Linked DNA regions of Homo sapiens: region 2 is linked to region 1. A link is a loop called in an ENCODE intact Hi-C map of the cell type or tissue named here. Cell type or tissue: PC-3. All regions are shown on one strand. Each heading gives the region's core, and the rest is flanking DNA. Links, peaks and the distances in the headings are about the cores only. Region 1 overlaps KCNQ5 (potassium voltage-gated channel subfamily Q member 5). Region 2 overlaps LOC122539213 (KHDC1-KHDC1L).

The links. Hi-C counts contacts between places; a loop is a spot of excess contacts. Peaks named below come from ENCODE experiments on the same cell type or tissue, not always from the same donor. Only the 100,000 strongest peaks of a DNase experiment are listed, where the experiment ranks them.
Region 2: it touches region 1 in a loop (9-fold over the local background); 2 of 110 quality-filtered maps call a loop at or near these places.

What each region holds. Positions count from the first base shown.
Region 1 is chr6:73,176,958-73,187,558 of GRCh38, forward strand. The region is part of intron 11 of KCNQ5 (potassium voltage-gated channel subfamily Q member 5); the gene reads left to right. Among named protein-coding and RNA genes, the nearest start is that of KCNQ5-AS1, 39 kb to the left of the region's middle. In PC-3, for the core only: CTCF peaks have their summits at 4,262 (motif pointing left) and 4,461; a DNase peak (open chromatin) is centred at 4,244; H3K4me3 peaks cover 615 bases.
Region 2 is chr6:73,230,515-73,241,115 of GRCh38, forward strand. All of the region lies in intron 4 of LOC122539213 (KHDC1-KHDC1L), which reads right to left. Among named protein-coding and RNA genes, the nearest start is that of KHDC1L, 10 kb to the left of the region's middle. In PC-3, for the core only: no CTCF peak of the experiment used is centred there; DNase peaks (open chromatin) are centred at 3,677, 4,417 and 5,827; H3K4me3 peaks cover 990 bases; H3K27ac peaks cover 5,860 bases.

The DNA.
Region 1 (10,601 bases), core at 1,153-9,152:
AGAAGTCTAAGGCTCACAAACAGGAGCTGCAAAAGTAAGAATGCTCTGAAGGAGATAGATTCAAACAGCCAGACAGATGGAAAACCAGGAGAGCGTGACAGAAGAGAAGCCAGAGGAAGAAAGTGTTTCAAGTAGGAGGCAGATGTCAACGCTGTTAAATGCTGCTAAGAGGTCAAAGAAGATAAAGAGTGAGAAGGTCCTTTGAAAGTGGCAACAAGGAGGTCATCTGTGACTTCGGAGAAAAATTCAGTAGAAGGAAAAGGGTTTGAAGCCAGATGGTAAATAGAACACTTTTTTAAATTACCAGAATCTCTCACTCTAATATGAACATAGATGAAGTGTCAAGAATTTCTTTGTAACTAGCAAAGGCTCATCAACTCTTCTAAAATAGCTCAGATCTGATCAGTGAACTGAAGAACCACTAATGACATTTCAGAGTTCCTGAGGTGGATATGCAAATCAGGCCTCACTGTTACCCTGGGTTGGGTGATAAAGTTTTTCAGTTTTCTTGCCCCTGTGTTATTCCTGTTCTGAAAGGCATGTATGGGACCATTATCTTGACCATCCCTAAAATGCAATCTCAGCTGTGAATCCTTCTTGCATCTCACTTCATATTTCAGGCAAGAATACTCCGCAAGTAAAGAAGAGGCACGTGTTTGCCATTGCGGGTTTTGTTAAATCTACAAGCTGTTTAATCATCACCAGTTCTTAATTTTGCTGATGGCATCTCTGCTATTTTAGCAGAGGTGATGAGTCTTTGTTTGCAAGTCACTATTAAGACATTCTTGACAGCCAATCTATGACATGTTACAGTAAAGGACGCTGCTAAAGAACATTTTATGGATCATTTAGCACATATCTTTAAAATCAGCTAATATACTCCCTGGAATGTTGTTTTTGCTTGTTTTTGTTTTGAAGGTAATTAGTTGTGGCTACATTTGCTCCGAGGCTGTGTTAAAGTAGTGTTTTCACTGAAGATGCACTTACTTTGTAGCATGTGAGATATTAAACCTTTTCTTTGGCTATAATTTAAACTGAGTTTTCTATTATTTGCTAAAAATATAGAATCTCCTATTCCATGTTAAAAATATTTTAAAGTAGTCAACATGTATAGTCAATTTATTTATTTACTTATTCATTTCACACTTTATTATTTGGTTTTTTTTTTTACACTTTAAAATTTATGCAAGATTTTACACTCCTAGGAACACAAAATCCCCAAATTTAGTCGCCATATCAATGCTTACAAATTCCTGGCAGGAAAGACTTCTTCGGATCTGGAAGTTCTTGCTTGGGTTTTACTACTCTTATACCCTTAAAAGAAAATCCAACAAAAATCTACAGGAGGGGCCAGGTGCAGTGGCTCATGCCTATAATTTCAACACTTTGGGAGGCTGAGCTGGGAGGATGGCTTGAGCCCAGGAGTTTGAAACCAGCCTGGGAAACATAGCAAGACCCATCTCTACAAACATTAAAAAAAAACAAAAACTCTGCAGGAGAGCCTACTAGATCCTGCATATAAAGGACAATAATGGCAAGCATTAGGAGAACAAGTCTACTCTCAGTGGTGGAAACAGTGTGGCCACAGAATGTCTGAATGTCCTAAGTGAGCCAAATGGAATATCTGCTTGCCCCTACAGTGAGAATATCAGACAGACTGTACACACGTGGAGCTAATTTACATTTCTCTATCAAGAGTTAAAACCAAGAAAATGAGACAGATCAGTGCATCCAGGGACTCCTGGGGTTCCTTGGTCTTGTCTAGTAACCCGATCTAAGATGAAAGAAGAGTAGAGGAATCTTAGATATATAATTTTATAACTTGCTTTGCAGATTATAAAACTGTCAGAGTTTAAATACTGTAAACACAAATACAAATCTATATTGTTGAATTATGTTTATGTATTAACAAGAAAACAACATTAAAAAGTATTCTAAATAACTAACACATATGCCTTCAATAGTGACCCAAATTATCAAGCTCTGCAGCCCTAGTTGTCTGCTGGATTTGTCCCGTGATCAATTTCGAGTGAGGGCTGCCTCAGGGGAAATTCTGTGATCAAAAGGCTCTGGGTCACCTGAAGGATGAGCCTTGGGGTCCGTGCTTTTAAGACAGATAAATGCTGTATTTCTCATGGAGAGTCAGAAATCAGAAGATAGAATTTTCCAAACTGGAAGAGGGAGTATTTCAGTCTGTTTTCTGATGTTTATAACAATATCTGAAACTGAGTAATTTATAAGGATGAATTTATTTCTTACAGTTATGGAGGCTGGGAGGTCCAAGGTGGGCAGGTGTATCTGGTGAGGGCCTTCTTGTTGGTGGGGACTCTCTGTGGCACCCTGAGGCAGCACAGGGCATCACATAGCAAGCAGAGTGAGCATGCTAAGTGCTAACTTAGGTCTCTCTTCCACTTCTTATAAAACCACCAGTTCCTCTCTCATGATAACTCATTAATCCATTAACCCATTAATCCATAATTTATTCATACAGCCAGAGTCCTCATGATCTAATCACCTCTTAAAAGTTCCACCCCTCAATACTGCCACATTAGGCATAAAATTTCAACATGAATTTCGGAGGGGGCATTCAAACCATAACAGAGGGATGTGGAATGCATGTCGGTAGTGTAAATTAACCCAAATAACCAACATAAAGTGAGGGGTTAAGGGGGAGAAACCCACATCCACCCCACAAACATAAGATCTGCAATCACAAGGGGGCCATTCAGCAACCTTCAGAAACTTAATAATATCCCCATAAATGAGGGTGCAGAGTAGGTAAAGCACTGTCATCTCCTCCAGAAATCATTTCTGATCACCTCTACCAGTCTGGGTTAAACACCCCTCTTCTGCATTCCCATATCAACCTGGGCTTCCCACCACCTTGCACATCACAAAGTGAATTTTAACTGTCTGCCTACTTGTCTGTCTGCCCTACTAGACTGAAAGTGCCCAAGCAATAGGATTTGTTTCTTCATTGCTGTATCCCTGGCATCTAGCACAGAAGCTGGCATATAATAGGCACTCAATAAATGTTTGATGAATGAATGAATGAATGAATGAATGGACAAATTCTCGAGTCCCACTCATCAGGCATCACTAGGGGAGGCAGCCACATGGAGCTTATCTAGAGAGCTCCAAGCTCTGGACAAATGAAACTCTCAAATCCTATCAGAGCTCACAGTCGCAGCAACCATTGTCTTGCACCATGCTTGTAGAGAGGAAGAGACCAAGGACCAAATGATCATTGTCATCACGTAGGAGGCTTCTTTAACTCTGCCAGCGCCCAGCAGTTAACAGTTCAGAGCCTAACACAATACTCAGCACAACGTCATAGGTACTCAATGAATATTCATTGAAAGAATGAATGAATCAGTCACTTTAGCACTTCCTTTCCCTTCCAAGGTAATCCTTTGAAAAATTAATGGAACTTCTTAACTACTTCTTGCATGAAACTTCAGACCTCACTCAAGGACGGGGAAGCATTTCAGTTCTGATTAGAGGTCTGACACCAAGGCACACTAATGCCATGTCAATGGGTCTGACATGTGCGACTTAGAAGATTTTGCAAGCTGGCATGAATCATGATCACTTCTTTGCATGAGAGCAGGGATTGTTCCACCCCCAACACACTCCACCACCACATGCCACCATCACCCCAATCCTGTCTCTACTCCAGTGGCTCTCAACCTTGGCCACACATTAGCATCACCTGAAAAGTTTTATAAAATCTTTGGACCATGCCCTGGAACAATTAAAACAGAATTTCTGGAGGTAGGACCCAGGCATTTTTTAAAGCTCCCTAGGTGATTCCAAAGAGCAGCCAAGCTTGGGAAGTACTGCTGTCTTGACAGTCAATCAAACTGCCTCTTCAGTTCACAGTTGGCTGAGCCCTCTCCGCCCTTGCACATGGTTTGGCTGCTGGCTGGGTCCGTCCATCTGTTTGGCGGTGGCAGCAGTCACTGCTGCTTCTGTTTTCTCATCGTTCTTATCTCTGCATATTCATATGCAATATTTTTACCCTAATTTAGAGGATTGGAATAAGACTTTTGTAAGATTTTAGAACTCATGGCAGCACAACAAATGCACCTACATTTCCTTATAAGTGCACATGTGTTCGTGTGTATATATAGATGTCGTCTACCCAGAGTTTCACTTTGCTTTAGTTATTTCTTCATGCTCAGAAAATTGTATGAGCAGACTTCAGTTTCAAGAGGAGGTACTAGTTTAGGTTTGTGATGAATCTTTTACACCCTCTAGTGGTACTGCTGGGGCATATCAGTTTTGTGCAATGGGTTTATTAGACTCCTAGTCTCTTCATAACCAACAGCATCAAAGGAGACTAACCTTAGAGGTCTTTTGCTCTTTGCTGCTGTATTAATCCCAGTGATGCAATCTACCCTCATGAAGAAAAGAAGCAGATGAGTATGTAACTTATTCCTCAGCCTTTTGCTGGTCCTCCAAAGGGCTCGTCATAGGTACTTAATGAATATTCATGAAAGAAAGGATGAATCAGTCACTTCAGCACTCCCTTTCTCTTCTAAGGTAATCCTTTGAAAAATTAGTAGAACTTCTTAACTACTTCTTGCATGAAACTTTAGACCTCTCTCAAAGAAGGAGAGACATAGTAAAAACAGGACATTCACTTAGCAAAAGTGTATTGAACACTTACTATGTGCCAGGCACATGTGAGTAAAAACAATCATATCATATCAAAGTGTCTTTTTCATTGTTGTTATTTTGTGTTAAAGTATGAAGATCTTAATGTTAAGACAATAGAGGAACCTTATGATTAAGAGCTCAAAGCTGGAGCCAAACTGGTTCACGTCCTAATTCCACAATTACTGGATGTTTAACATCAGGCAAGTTACTTAACCTCTCTGTGCCTCAGTTTCTTTATCTGCAAAACAGGGATGGCAATAGTACCCTTATCATAGGATTATACTATAAAGTGCTATCTAATATTATCATTTTAATCATTAAATGTATCTTAAAGGTCCTAATTTAACTCTAGAATGATTTGCCCAGAAATTCCTTTCTAGTAGGAAATACACAAGTCATATCAAACTTCTTTTGTAAGCATGTAAGAGGCCACCAAGGTCTTCTGCTTCTTCCCCAGGCCAGTTCATGGGCTTTCATTTATTCTTGGCTTCAGGGCATTTTCTCTTAGCTCTTCTTATCTAAACCAGGGGTCAGCAAACTATAGCCAGGGGATCAAAATCTAACCCAAGGGGCTTGTTTTTATAAATAAAGTTTTATTGAAATGTAGTTACACTCATTCATTTATTTATTGTCCTATGGCTGCTCGCATGCTACAGTGGCTGACTTGAGTAGTTTCAGCAAAGACCATACAACCCACAAAGCATAAGATATTTACTACCTGGCCCTTTATAGAAGAAGCTTTCTGGCCCTTGTCTAGACTCTGAGTCGCTCTGGGCTTGCTCCCAGCTGTGTTTAGAGAGTAAGACACAGAAGGTCTGGGCTAGCCTATGTGAGAACTAAGCATGAAACCAGGTTTCACTCTTCTACCTGCCAACAAGGACTCCCCTACTCCTCTGGTCTCCCCTCCACCCCCTCATCCTGTAGTTAAAGCCCTTAGTATATGAAATGCAAGTCTTAGAAAAAAAATTGAAGAATTGAAAGACCTTTTGAATTCGTAGTTGATACCTACTTTGGGACATTTTCCTCAATTTTCAGCACCCACATATTTTTTCCTGGTGTCTAGAATTATTGAACTCTGAGCTTCCTTGCTCCCTGCAAGTAACAAGATAATGGCCTACTCTCTCCTCTTATCAAAGGCTAATTGGGTAGCTTTTTGCTCATGATATACGTTGGGAATATATTACATATATTTGCTGGAAAATATACCCTGTAAAGCAAAACTAACAGACTCCAATGAGACTGATGTATATATCCTACAAATGAGGTAAAGTAAGCAGACAGCCCCTAAAATTTGTGATAAAAGGGAAAACATTACAATTACTGGAGGTAGGTAACCCATATTAGCCATGGACTGATTCCCAGAAGGGACCTTATGAGAGAATGCAGGTGGCCAGGTTGAAAGGCAGATGTTTTCCAAGTATGGGATCCCCTCTGGAAAGACAAGGACAGAGATGAATAAATGACTAATGTGGCCTTGGATTCATTTGTGTGAGAATGTCAGAGCATACAAGGCAGAGTAGGAGGTCAGATCCATAGACAGCCTAAACATTCTCCTTAATGTTTACAAGGTTGCCTGCCTGGGATTCACTCTGTGTTGCAGCACTGTGAGTGGAATGGTAAAAATGTGAGCCTTGGCATCTGCAGTAACCTTGTTCTTACTAGTTCTGTGACCTTGAACAGGTAACTCAACCTCCTGAGCTTTACTTGACCCAAATGTCAAAGGTGGAAAATTCTTAGAGTTTTAAGTTGACAGAATGCAGGTAAAGTACTTAGCACTGCACCAGCCATCCAGCCAAGCACAACTCTTGGAGACCCACTCAACATTAAGTTGAAGAGAGCAAGATCTATGTCTTGTTCACCTTTGTATCCCCGCCATCCAGCTCTGTGTCCAGCAGATGGATAGTGGGTGCCCAGGTTAAGTTCATTGCATCATAGAGACAGAGGCAGTTCCAGGCATTCCAATGATGACCAGAGAAATAAGAAAATGCTGCAGGGGGCAAGGAGGACAATACTAAATACTCAGAGATGCTTTCTCAAACTTAGCTTGGACACAAATTTTCCTCTCTCTACCTTCTATTTTGATCATGAAAATCGTGTACTGTCCTGAAAGAAGTGAGAGGGGATTGGGTGGAAAGAGGGAGGCTGAGATAATTGAATAATGTAAACATGTCAAGTTATGTGACCCCACTGACCTGGCATCTTCATTCACAGAGTATGATGGCTAAAACAGGAGCCCCAGAGAGCATCCCTCACACCTGGTCCTGCTTAGAGCAAGACAGGCACACGTGATTTTTGGAAGCACTGATAGCAATCTCCTAGGAATGAAAAACTGAGGTTGTATTCTTTTTAGACTCTAGCCACATGTTTTCCACTGTTTTCTTGATGGTCTTATAATACTGTAAATTTCATTCAACCAATATAATTCCATCCCAACAGGCTCTTCCCTCTCTTTTCCCTGGACAGTTTTGTTTTGCTATTAGGTCTTTCTTTACTTTTGCTGCTTATCATGTTGTAGTATTACATATTTCTTGACTTCCACTGTTCTTGCCTTTCTCCTTATTTCCTCAAAATGATATGTTGTTGCTTGCAATGCTGTTGCTTTGTGTGATCCTAATTACGTTAGCAATCTAAGGAAAAAGAAAATTATGTTTTCATGATTTTCAGTAGCAGTTCTATTTAAATGACTTTTCTGAACCCCACATGGTCCTAACTATTGAATGAGTGAACATTTCTTTTACTTTAGAAAGTTTTTTTATTCATGGAGGAAACTCAGAGGCTTATGCTCTTTCTGAAATGTGCCTGAAGAACTTCAATCTATTCTAAGGCATTCTTTTTAGAAGATCTGTACAAGAGTCTGCCTTGTCACAGAACACAAACATCTTTGAACTATGGAATAGCAAATCCTCATTTATTTCTTCAGCTAGCATTTAATGAACCCCCTAATACTTGCCAGGGATTATGCAGATGCTGAAGTAAAGAGCACAGTTCCTGGCATGAATAAATTCCAGTGGGTGAGACACACTGCCACAGATTTAGCTACCTCACAGTGCATTTGAAAGCACAGAGAAAGACCATCTACCCCAGTGAGGGTGGTTAGGAAAGATTTCCTAGAGCACTTGGTGCTTGAGCTGAATCTGGAACAATTAGCATTTTAGGTAGAGTGCAAAGAGACAGAATCCTGATGAATGAGCACTTTGGTGACAGGAAAATCCAGATGGGCTGGAGAGCAGGCAGCATGCAGAGGAATGACTAGAGATGAGTATTTGGAGAGAGAAGGGGGGAATTCTCACCATTCACTACCCTCTTCCTTCTAGAGTTGCCCGAAGTCTCCACAGTAGAGCTTCTAAACAAATAAACCTCCCATGTTCATTAAACTCTGGGCCAAGTTTTGGGATATGAAGAGTAGAAGACATAATCCCTGCATTCAAGGTTCTCACACAGTCTGGTGGAGGAAGCTAGAATATGAGTAAATAATTACAGTGTGGTGTGTTAGGTACTAAGCTAGAGGTTAACAGAGAAGTGATTAACTGTTTTGTTGGAATCATAAAAATTTCTATGAAAGAAGTGAGCTTTTTTTGAGACAAGGTCCCACTCTGTTACCCAGGCTGGAGTGCAGTGGCAAGACTGTCAAGGCTCACTGTAGCCTCGACCTCCTGGGCTTAAGTGATCCTCCCACCTCAGCCTCCCAAGTAGCTGGGAGCATAGGCATGTGCCATCATGCATGGTTAATTTTTTATTCTTTGTAGAGACAGGGGTCTCACTATGTTGCCCAGGCTGGTCTCAAACTCCTAGGCTCAAGCAATCCTCCCTCCTCAGCCCCCCAAAGTGCTGTGATTACATGTGTAAGCCACCACACCTGGCCAAAAGAAGTGACTTTAAAACAGAGTTTTGAAAACACAGCAGGATTTCAGGAAAAAGAAATAGCAAATGGAAGTAATTGAAGTATATAATTGATTGGCTAGGGTTTTTGTGGACCTACACATACTTTATTGTTGCTGGAACCTAAAGTTCCAAGGACGAAGTGGAAGGTGATGAGGCAAGAGAGATAGAGGCCAGTTTATAAACAGCCATATAGGATGTGCTTCTAGGAGTTTGATGTTTATCCTATAGGCCAGGGAAAACCAGTGAAGGACTTTAGGAGGGAGGTAATATGCCCTTACTTGCATTTTGAAAGGTTTGTTCTTTCTAAGCCTATAGCAGTGGAGATGCAAATGAGGGGACAGCTTTGAGAGCTATTAGGACATGCCTAGTCTTCTTTTAACGAAAGTATAATGACAGGGTCATCATTCTTTATATAAATCATTGATTTCAAAAATATCTATGGGCCAAGTGCAGTGGTTCATGCCTGTAATCCCAGCCCTTTGGAAGGCCAAGGCAGATGGATCACTTGAGCTCAGGAGTTTGAGACCAGCCTGGGCAACATAGGGAGACCCCCCCTATCTCTGCAAAAAATATAAAAATTAACCGGTGTGGGGGTATCTCCTTGTAGGCCCAGCTACTTGGGAGGCTGAGATGGGAGGATTGGCAGATCTGGGAGGTCAAGGCTGCAATGAGCCATGATTGTGCCACTGCACTCCACCTGGCGTGACAGAGTGAGACCTTGTCTCAAAAAAAAAAAAGAGAAAAAGAAAGACAGTCTATGCTTTTAAACATTCCCTCCACACTTATAAACCATAGAACCTGATTTAGAACTTTCATATCTCACTTTGAATCTCTTTAATGTTTTTGTTTTCAACCCACAACACAGCCAGTTGAGAAAATCTATTTGATCTCCATCTTCAAAAACTTAATCCTTAATAAGTAAGATTTTTTTTAGCATCAGTAATGCACTGGTAAATGCTGAACAACCAGCTCTTCAGAAGGAAATCCTGATTTGTATTGTTTGCCAATTTCTGTAGTGTAAATACTCCTGTCATAGCTGTTTTCAAACTACCAATGTGACATCACTGAGCAGGAATTGAGAAGACGAGCAATATTACATTATTAGATAGAATTTCCATGGTACAGACGCAATAGATGTGAACAACTCAAGAGCCTAGAGAGTAACATACAGTAAAATAATTAGGAAATGGTGAGGTTTGAGTACATATTACCTTTATTTTTAATATAATGTACTTGATTGTAAGTCTATGTAATTTAATTTTTAGTAACAGCTGTATTTAATAACCACCAAAATTCTTTTTTTAAAATACTTTAAGTTCTAGGGTACATGTGCACAATGTACAGTTTTGTTACATAGGTATACATGTGCCGTGTTGGTGTGCTGCACCCATTAACTCGTCATTTACATTAGGTATTTCTCCTAATGCTATCCCTCCCCCTGCTCCCTACCCCATGACAGGCCCTGGGAAGTGATGTTCCCCGCCCTGTGCCCAAGTGTTCTCATTGTTCAATTCCCACCTATGAGTGAGAATATGTGGTGTTTAATAACCACCAAAATTCTTTTTTTTTTTTTTTTGAGACGGAGTCTTGCTCTGTCGCCCAGGCTGGAGTGCAGTGGCGTGACCTTGGCTCACTGCAAGCTCTGCCTCCCGGGTTCATGCCATTCTCCTGCCTCAGCCTCCCAAGTAGCTGGGACTACAGGTGCCCGTCACCACACCCAGCTAATTTTTTGTATTTTTAGTAGAGATGGGGTTTCACCGTGTTAGCCAGGATGGTCTCGATTTCCTGACCTCGTGATCCACCCGCCTCGGCCTCCCAAAGTGCTAGGATTACAGGCGTGAGCCACCACGCCCGGCCTAATAACCACCAAAATTCTTAAAAGTAGTCAGTGCTTGGGAGTCAATGCAAGGTTGCTCCAGGCACCACTGCACATACTCCTCTTTTCTAAATAATTGAAATGATATTTATTAATCCAATTTTCACTATTTAATTCTCATACATAAAGTAGGAAAATCTGTAAGTAAAGCACTGGAAAAAAGGCAATACCACCTGAAGAG
Region 2 (10,601 bases), core at 812-8,811, 53 kb after region 1:
AGGCATGAGCCACTGTGCCCGGCCAATTTCTTGCCATTTTTAATGAGACTTCCACAAGAGGTCAGAAAACCTCTCAATTTCTAAATTTTCTGATATGGACCAACTCAATCACATATCTACTGCCTATATAAATACTTGCTTTTATTTATTTTATTTATTTATTTTTAGCAGGACCCTCCATCACTCAGAAACTGTTCCTCTTTTAATCTCTCCTTCGCTGAATGAAGGAGAACAATTCAGCCACTTGAGCGGATTTTAACTTCTGGGAGAAGACTATACGCTAACGATAAATTTAGAATCATGATAGCATAGAATACTTGAAAAAATCTACTTTACATTTTTAAACATTAACCATTAACAAGAAACATGAATTTTTTTTTTTTTTTTTTAGACGGAGTTTCACTCTTGTTGCCCAGGATGCAGTACAATGGCGCGATCCCGGCTCACTGCAACCTCCTCCTCCCGGGTTCAACAGATTCTCCTGCCTCAGCCTCTGGACTAGCTGGGATTACAGACGCGTGCCACCACACCCGGCTAATTTTGTATTTTTAGTAGAGACGGGGTTTATCCATGTTGGTCAGGCTGGTCTCGAATTCGCGACCTCAGACGATCCGCCAGCCTCGGCCTCCTAAAGTGCTGGGATTACAGGCGTGAGCCACCGCGCCCAGCCAGGAAACATTAATATTAAAAAAAAAAAAAACTTTCCAAAATATCTGTACAAAGCATGGATAGTTCCATAAAACGGTCAAATAATCACGAACACTCCCTTCTCAAGTAAGAGAAGCAGAGTTGTCATGAGAGTTAAGGACGCCACTAACAAATACCCAGGGACTTTAATTTACCCCATAAGTATATTATGAACGTCACTAATTCATAATTGACAAAGACAGTTTCATTTTTAAAATCAAGGTTTTAACAGTTACATGTCAGTCTATATAGTAAACAAGTTTTTTAACTTTAGAAAAAAGTACATATCATTTTATTAGAAATAACCTTTAAAAAAAAAGTTTTCTTCTGACAGTTTTTTTATGTTATTCTAAGTTTGGTAACCAAAAGAACACTCATAGTATGTTTGAGTCACTCAAAATTTGCAGAACATCAAGCAAACCTGAATATTTCTTTTTATATGTAAATTAAAAGAGCGAATTTTGGCTTGAACCAGGGAGTCGGAGGTTGCACTGAGCTGAGATCGCACCACTGCACTCCAGCCTGGCGACAGAGTGAGACTCGGTCTCAAAAAAAAAAAAAGAAAAAGAAAAAAAAGAAAAAAAATTTTTTTTTTTGAGACAAAGTTTCACTCTTGTTGCCCATCACATAGCTTCTGCATAGCAAAAGAAACTATCCACGGAATAAACAGACAGCCTAAAGAAAATACTTGCAAACTATGCATCTGACAAAGGTCTAATATCCAGGATCTATAATGAACTTAAACAAATTTACAAGAGAAAAACAAACAGCCCCTTAAAATGTGGGCAAAGGGTATGAGCAAACAATTTCAAAAGACATACATGTGGCCAACAAGCATATGAATAAAAGCTCAGTTTCACTGATCATTAGAGAAATGCAAATCAAAACCACAATGAGATGCCAACTCACACAAGTTAGAATGGCTATTATTTAAAAAGTCAAAAAATAACAGATGCTGGTGAGGTTGCAGAAAAAAAGGGAACACATACACTGTTGGTGGGAGTGTAAATTAGTTTAGCCATTGTGGAAAGCAGTATAGTGATTCATCAAGCTGCTAAAAGCAGAAGTGCCATTCGACCCAGCAATCCCCTTACTGGGTATATACCCAGAAGAATATAAATCATTCTACCATAATGACACATGCACATGAATGTTCATTGCAGCATGATTCACAATAGCAAGCACATAGGATCAACCTAAATATCCATCAATGACAGATTGGATAAAGAATATGTGGTACATATACACCATGGAACACTATGCAGCCATAACAAAAAGAATGAGATCATGTATTTTGTGGGAACATGGATGGAGCTGGAGGCCATTATATTTAGCAAACTAATGCAGCAAGAGAAAACCAAATACCACTTGTTCTCACTTACAAATGGGAGCTAAATGATGAGAACTCATGAACGCAAAGAAGGAAACAATAGACACTGCGGTCTACTTGAGGGTGGAGGGTAAGAAAAGGGAGAGGAGCAGAAAAGATAAATAGTGACTAATGGGCTTAATACCTGGGTGATGAAATAATCTGTACTACAAACCCCCATGACACTAGTCTACGTATGTAACCAACCTTCACGCGTACCCCCAAGCATAAGCGTTTTAAGAAAATTATCTTTGGAAAATAACAAACCACTTATGTAGTCAGCAGGGGTAGAGGAGAAGGCAACCAGCTAGGACCAGCTGGTGGCCCTGGAAAAATTATTCATGCATAATTATGAAAATAACATTATCCAAAGTACCACATAGGACCACAAACACAGTTAGAAATAGTGTGCAGTGAGTTGTCTAATGCTAGTTATGCACAATCTTGGTTACCTCATATTTTAGAGCAATAAAAAAGGCAAGGTTTGCAAGTGTAACACATGGAGTAAGTAATCATCTTTATTTATTATATTCATGGGAAGGTGCACGCACACAGGAAGGAGAAGAGCCCTGGTGCTCTTAGCTTTGCCTGTCCCTGCTGGATGTGGACTCACAGCAAGACGGGCACATCTGAAACCAAAAGTGTCGATAATTTTCTGATGATAGAGGGTTTCCTGGTTTTGTTTTTCTTATTTGGTTTGTTTTTAGAGACAGAGTCTTGCCCTATTGCCCAGGCCAGAGAGTAGTGGCGCAATCATAGCTCACTGCAGTCTCAAACTCCCGAATTCAAGCAATCCTCCTGCCTCAGCCTCCCAAGTAGCTAGGACTACAAAAGTGCACCACGCCAACCAGCTAATTTGTTGCATTTTTGCTTTGGTTTGGTTTGGTTTTTTGTAGAGACAGGGTTTGCTATGTTGCCCAGGCAGGTCTCAAACTCCTGGGCTCAAGAGATCCTCCCGGCTCAGCCTCCAAAGCACTGGGATTATGGGCATGAGACACTGCACCCGGCCTGATTGTAGAGTTTTTAAAAAGCAGGAAAATGTTAATGAATATGCACTCAAATGAAATATAGGTTCTATTGCATCCTACATGAGTTTCTCAAGATTCCTTATACTTAAACAAATAGATAATCTATGAGAAATTGGCAGCTTCAAATTTATAGGTTTCATTTAGCATGGCTTCTCCACTTCCCAAGTCATAAATCTATTTCTTATTCAGTGGCTCTATCACTCTGTCAATCTCTGGCTCACAGTTGCAGTTTTTCAACTCCCAGATGATGTCAAAATATAGAAGAATAGAACCCTGTTTAGTGCTGATGGACATTAACTTCTAACATCAATTTAACTCCAGGTGATTAGTTTAGACTAATCGTGATAATCTCATTCCCCTTGCCAGTGATTGCTTTAGGAAATGGCACATGTCCCAATTTTGAAATGAAGTAAAACCTAAAGGAGGCTTCCAGCAGAGGTTGTCTCATTTCTGAAAAGAGACACAAAAAAGGACTCATATCTTCTTTCTTTCTCCTGGTGTTTATAACAGGATATGATTTTGGAAACGGCTACAAGTATTTTGCTACCAACCCGAAGAGGAAGCCAACACGGGTGGAAGGGAGCCCTTGGCATAATATGCCTGGAATGTCTGCTATTGGCACTAATACAGTGCTTTATTAGCATCCAACTAGACAAGTGTTTCCTGTTATTTGCTGTTCAAATCATGCTACATGATTCTGGTCCCTTTTACATACTTCTCTCATTTTGATTGATTGAGCCCAGCAATGTTCCACTTTCCAAAGAGGGAGAATGAACTGTAGGTAACCAATGTTTTATCACATAAAACCTCAAGATTGAAAAACACAAAGTATGTCTTTATTATTTTCATTTATAGCACTTTCCAAGTCATATAATATTAAGCATCAAAGAATTTATAATAAAAATGTGTATGCTCTATTGAGTACCAAAATACTAATACTATAGAAAAATCCTGACCACTCCATCTGGTAGCCAACAATAAATAAATAAGAAGAGAAGAATTCCTATTTATACTTTAAAAATCAAAGCCCTTCAGTTGGAATTATCTTGCTGTGTATCTTGCTCTCAGGCTGGAGTGCAGTGGTGTGATCATAGCTCACAGCAGCCTCAAACTCCTGGGCTCAAGTTATTCTCCCAGCTCAGCCTCCCGAGTAGCCAGGACTATAGGTGCAACCACCACACTTGGCTAATTTTTTATTTTTTATTTTTGTAGAGACAAGGTCTCACCATCTTCTCAGGCTGATCTCAAACTCCCAGGCTCAAGCAATCCCCCTTCCTGTGCCTCCCAAATTGCTGGGATTACACATGTGAGCCACTCTGCCTGACCTCAAATGGATTTTTAAATGGTTTGCTTGTTTATCACAATGATTACTCATTCACTGATTGAGTAATCTGCCTTTCCACATTAATCTGAATCATCTTATCAAATATTAAATTTTTATGCATATATGTGGGGGTATATTTGGTTTTCTATTCTATTCCATTGATTTGTCTTTCCATTCATGCATTAATAAAACACAGCCTTTTATTTACTGAAGTTTTGTACTATTTAGGACATAGATAGGACTAATGCTTTTCCTTTTTTTTCTTTTTTTTAAATTTTACTTTAAATTCTGGGCTACATGTGCAGAATGTGCAGGTTTGTTACATAGTATACATGTGCCATAGTGGTTTGCTGCACCCATAAACCCCTTATCTAGGTTTTAAGCCCTGTATACATTCAGTATTTGTGCTGATGCTCTCCCTCCCCTTGCTCATCACCCCCGGCAGGCCCAGGTGTGTGATGCTCACCTCCCTGTGTCCATGTGTTCTCACTGTTCAACTCCCACTTATCAGTGAGAACATGCAGTATTTGGTTCTGTTCCTGTGTTAGTTTGCTGAGAACAATGGCTCCCAGCTTCATCCATGTCCCTACAAAGGACAGGAATTCCTTCTTTTTTATGGCTGCATAGTATTCCATGGTGTATATGTACCACATTTTCTTTATCCAGTCTATCATTGATGGGCATTTGGGTTAGTTCCAAGTCTTTGCTATTGTAAATAGTGCTGCAATAAATACATGTGTGCATGTGTCTTTATAATAGAATGATTTATAATCCTTTGGGTATATACCCAGTAATGGGATTGCTGGGTCAAATGGTATTTCTGGCTCTAGATCCTTGAGGAATCACCACACTGTCTTCCACAATTTCTCATGCCTGTTTTTTGTATAGGTTGTGGTTTAGAAATTTTTTTTTTTTTTTTTTTTGAGATGGACTGTCACACTTGTTGTCCAGGCTGGAGTACACTGGCGCGATCTCAGCTCACTACAACCTCTGCCTCCCGGGTTCAAGCAATTCTCTTACCTCAGCCTCCCGAGTAGCTGGGATTACAGACGTACACCACCACACCCAGCTAATTTTTGTATTTTTAGTAGAAACGAGGTTTCACCGTGTTGGCCAGGCTGGTCTCAAACTCCTCACCTCAGGTGATCAAACCACCTCGGCCTCCCACAGTGCTGGGATTACAGGTGTGAGCTACTGCGCCCAGCCAGGAATCATTTTTACATGGCTCTAAAAAATCAAAAAACAAATTATTTTTTCTTACACATAAAATTATGTACAATTCATTTTGTGTTTATAAATAAAGTTATATTGGGACAGTGCAGTACCATTCAGTTATGTATTCCCTCTGACTAATTTTGCACTGTAATCATTGAGTGAGTAGTTTCGACAGAGACTGCATGACACAGAACGTAAAATATTTACTATCTGGCACTTTATAGAAAAAGCTTGCCTGACTGTTGCTCTGAATCACCAGGAAGAGCTAATTTACTTTGAATACACTATGATATCTATAAAAAAAATTTCCAACAAAATCATCACTTAAGGATACAATTTTTTTTCTTTTTTTTTTTTTTTTTTGAGAAAGAATTTTGCTCTGTTGCCCAGGCTGGAGTGCAATGGCGCAATGTCAGCTCACTGCAACCTCCACCTCCACCTCCTGGGATCAAGCAATTCTCCTGCCTCAGCCTCTCGAGTAGCTGGGATTACACCACGCCCAGCAAATTTTTGTATTTTTAGTACAGACAAGGTTTCACCATGTTGGCCAGGCTTGTCTCAAACTCCTGACCTCAGGTGATCAATCTGCCTTGGCCTCCCAAAGTCCTAGGATTACAGGTGTGAGCCACCTTGCCCAGCGGATACAATTTAATTTAAATTTTTTTTGTCATAGAACTGTGTACTTCCTTCAGTGCAAAATAGCTGAATCTATGACTTTAGTATAGTTGCAACTCACTAAAAAGTGATTTCCTCACGTCCAAAATAGAATGAAAAGACATTAAAACATTTCTGATTGATACGTTTATATTTTCCAGTGTACATTCAGTGATACTTAATAAATTAAGACAGGACTGAAACTTCACATGGGCTAGCTATAAAAGTTTTCCATCTAGTGGGCCAATGATTGGCCTTATATATTACCTATAGTATTTTTCTCTACTATAGGTTCTCTGATTCAACATTAAGTCTAGTGTCCTTGATCATAATTTTTTATTTTATTATATGTATTGGATTTCTCCCCAGTGTATTTCTCAGGTTTGACAGAAATATCACTGCAGGCCAGGCACAGTGGTTCACACATGTAATCCCAGCACTTTGGGAGGCCAAGGGGGACAGATCACTTGAGCTCAGGAGTTTAAGACCAGCCTGGCCAACATGGTGAAACCCCTTGTCTAAAAAAATTATAAAAATTATACGCATGGTGGTGTGCAACTGTAATCCCAACTACTCAGGAGGCTGAGGTGGGAGGATAACTGCAGCCCAAGAGTTTGAGGCTGCTGTGAGCTATGATCATACCACTGCACTCCAGCCTGGGTGACAGAGGTTCTGTCTCCAAAAAAAAAAATTAAATTACATTAAAATATATACATAATAAAAATAATAAAAACCCATTTGACCCATACCTAACAACCTAAATCAAATCACATCTCAGGAATACATTTAAATAATATTATTTAAATGTAAAAAAGAAAACCCAAACCATGCCAGAGGAAACCACTACCAAATATTTTATAGTCATGGGATGAGGAGGGCATTCCTAAGAACTAAACAAAATCCAGAGGCAATAAACATAAAAAGATTCATGAATTCACCTCATAGACATTAAAAATATCTACATAGCAAATACCACCCAAACAATGTAAAAAACAAAGGACACACTGGAAAGAAGTATTTGTGGCTTATTTTACAAACAACACACTAATATTTATAATATATCAAGAGGTACTACAAATCAATAACAACCTAATGGACAACAGCCTAAATAGACAGGTCACAGAAAGTGCAATATAAATTGTGTATACATATGAATGAAAAGGCATTGGAAAACACATATGGGAATCCAATAAGAAGATATTCAGTGCCACTTGTAATAAGATAAACGCAAATTAAAGCAGCACTAGGAAACCATTTTTCATCTATCAATAAGACTGACAAAAATTAAAAATATTTGATACTCATTATTGGTGAGAGTGTAAGGAAATAGATACTCATACACATGTGGTAGAAGTATAAACTGTCAACAATTAGGAAGGAAACTTGGCTATATCCATTAATGCACTTTTAGCAATTTATCCCACAAATATATTCACACATGTGCAAAATGACATATACACATTGCAGTACTGCAGTATTGTTTGTTACAACATAAGGTTGGAAATAACCTAAAAGTCCATCAATATGGAATGGGTTGAATGCTATATCCATACAATGGAACACTATATAGCTATAAGAAATTATGAGAAAGTGTTTCTGCTCTAAAATGCAACCCTCTGCCAGACCTATTGTTAAGTTTTTAAAAAGGCAAGGTGCTAAAGAGTATATTGTATGATGCAATCTGAATATAAAAAAGAAGACATTGTATATGCGTATTTATCTGAGAACCAAGGGTATACAAGGAATTAGAAACAGATTTCCTACAAGAAATGATACTGTATAGCTGAAGGACAGGACTTGGAGGGTATCTTTTTCACTAAAAGCATTTTTTGAATTTTGAACCCAATAAAGAAATTATCTATTCAAAAAACAAAATTTTACGTTTAAATGAAAATGACATAGCTGATATTCAATTATTGGTTCAGTACAATAAAGAGTAGTTCCACATACAGAACATATCTTAAGGCTTCAGAGGACATTCTCTATGGGAAAATAAATATTGACCCTATTGAACAGGAAATATGGTAGCAAAACACACACACACACAAATCCATTTAGCATCATTCTTGGTTTTTTGGTGTTTTTTTGCTTTGTTTTGTTTGTTTTTGAGATGGAGTCTCACTGTATCGCCCAGGCTGAAGTGCAGTAGCATGATCTTGGCTCACTGCAACCTCTGCTTCCCAGGTTCAACTGTTTCTCATGCCTCAGCCTCCTAAATAGCTAAGATTACAGGCATACGCCACCACACCCAGCTAATTTTTGTATTTTTCATAGAGACAGGGTTTTACCATGTTGGCCAGGGTGGTCTTGAACTCCTGACCTCAAGTGATCTGCCTGCCTCGCCTCCCAAAGTGCTAGGATTACATGTTTGAGCCATCGCACCTACCCTGTTGTTTTCTCTTTTTTTTTTTCCAGCTTCCCCATGAAAATACTTCAGACAGGGATCCTTCAGTGGGATCATTGCTTACAGCTCATTAGAAAATGACAGCTCAGCCGGGCGCAGTGGCTTACGTCTGTAATCCCAGCACTTTGGGAGGTTGAAGCAGGTGGATCACTTGAGGCCAATAGCTCGAGACCAGCCTGGCCAACATGGCAAAACCCCATCTCTACTAAAACTACAATAAATTAGCCAGGCGTGGTGGCATTCCTATAATCCCAGGGAGACTGATGCACCAGACTCGCTTGAACCTGGGAGACAGGGGTTGCAGTGAGCCGAGATCACGCCACTGCACTCTAGCCTGGGTGACAGACCAAGATTCCATCTCAAAAAAAGAAGAGAAAAGAAAGACGAAAGAAAATGACAACTCAGACTCCTTAAACTGTACTAAGGTATACACAGACCTTTGCCAGAAGTTTGATTGGAGTTAGAAATACTATGGTACCTTTGACAATCATGAGACTTTTTCCCTAGGAAATTTTTAGTAAAAGCAATGTTGATTATTGTCCAAAGGTCAGGGATATACATTTATCTTTGTATGCCTAGCAAACTAGAATGTGCTTCACTTCTTTACAGGTTATTTTTATTTCAATATTAGAATACATTCCTAGCCATTAAAAAGAATTTCATGGCTGGGTGCGGTGGCTTACGCCTGTAATCCCAGCACTTTGGGAGGCTGAGGCAGGTGGATCATGAGGTCAGGAGATCGAGACCATCCTGGCTAACACGGTGAAGCCCCGTATCTACTAAAAATACAAAAAATTAGCTGGGCGTGGTGGCAGGCACCTGTAGTCCCAGCTACTCAGGAGGCTGAGGCAGGAGAATGGCGTGAACCTGGGAGACAGAGCTTGCAGTGAACCGAGATCACGCCACTGCACTCCAGCCTGGGTGACAGAGCGAGACTCCATCTCAAAAATAAAATAAAATAAAATAAAATAAAATAAAAAGATGTTCATTCACTTTTCAACAAATAATTATTAAGGCACTGGGCTAGGCCTCAGGACTAACTGAACAATTCAATTCTAGAAAGAAAAAAGTGGCCATTTTGTGTAGACAATTTATTTTGGCAGTCTGTGTGACAGTCTGTAAACAACCTGAGTTTTTTTTGTTTTGTTTTTGTTTTGTTTTGTTTTTTTTGAGACAGAGTCTCACTCTGTCACCTATGCTGGAGTGTGGCGGTATGATCTTGGCTTACCGCAACCTCCGCCTCCTGGGCTCAAGCAATGCTGCAACCCCAGTGACCACCTTAAGCAGCTGGGATGACAGGTATGTGCCACCACACCAGGCTAATTTTTGTATTCTTGGATGAGACAGGGTTTCACCATGTTACCATGGTCTCCAACACCTGAGCCCTTCTCAGCCTCCCAAAGTGCTAGGATTACAGGCATGAGCCACAGCATTTGACTACTATAACCTGAATTCTTTCGACATTTTCTCTAAGTGTTTTTCTACTGTGAATATGATCTTTTAACCTTTATTTGGTAATTGGCCTTCTGAAAACCATGTAATTAGCAAATCTTGCTGGCTTCAAATTATTTTCCAAATTCAACCATTTCCTAACACTTCAACCACTCCACTCTGGTCCAAGTCACCATCGTCACTCTCCTAGAGTACTGCAATTGCCTCAATATAAGATGCAGGCTGCTGGAGAAGGGGCAAATTTGAAGAGGAAGAGTTCAGCTGAGGACAGGTTTAGCTTGCCATAATCTTGCCTAGACAGATCCAAATATAGACTTGGCAATCGGAGAACGTTCTTCAATGGAGATTCAGGAAGCCTTCGTATTTGATTTAATTCATGGCATGAGGGACTTCAGAATCCATTGCTCCCTGAAAACCACCCCCTCCACCCCCACCCCCACCCCCACCCACAAACTTGGGCAATCAGGG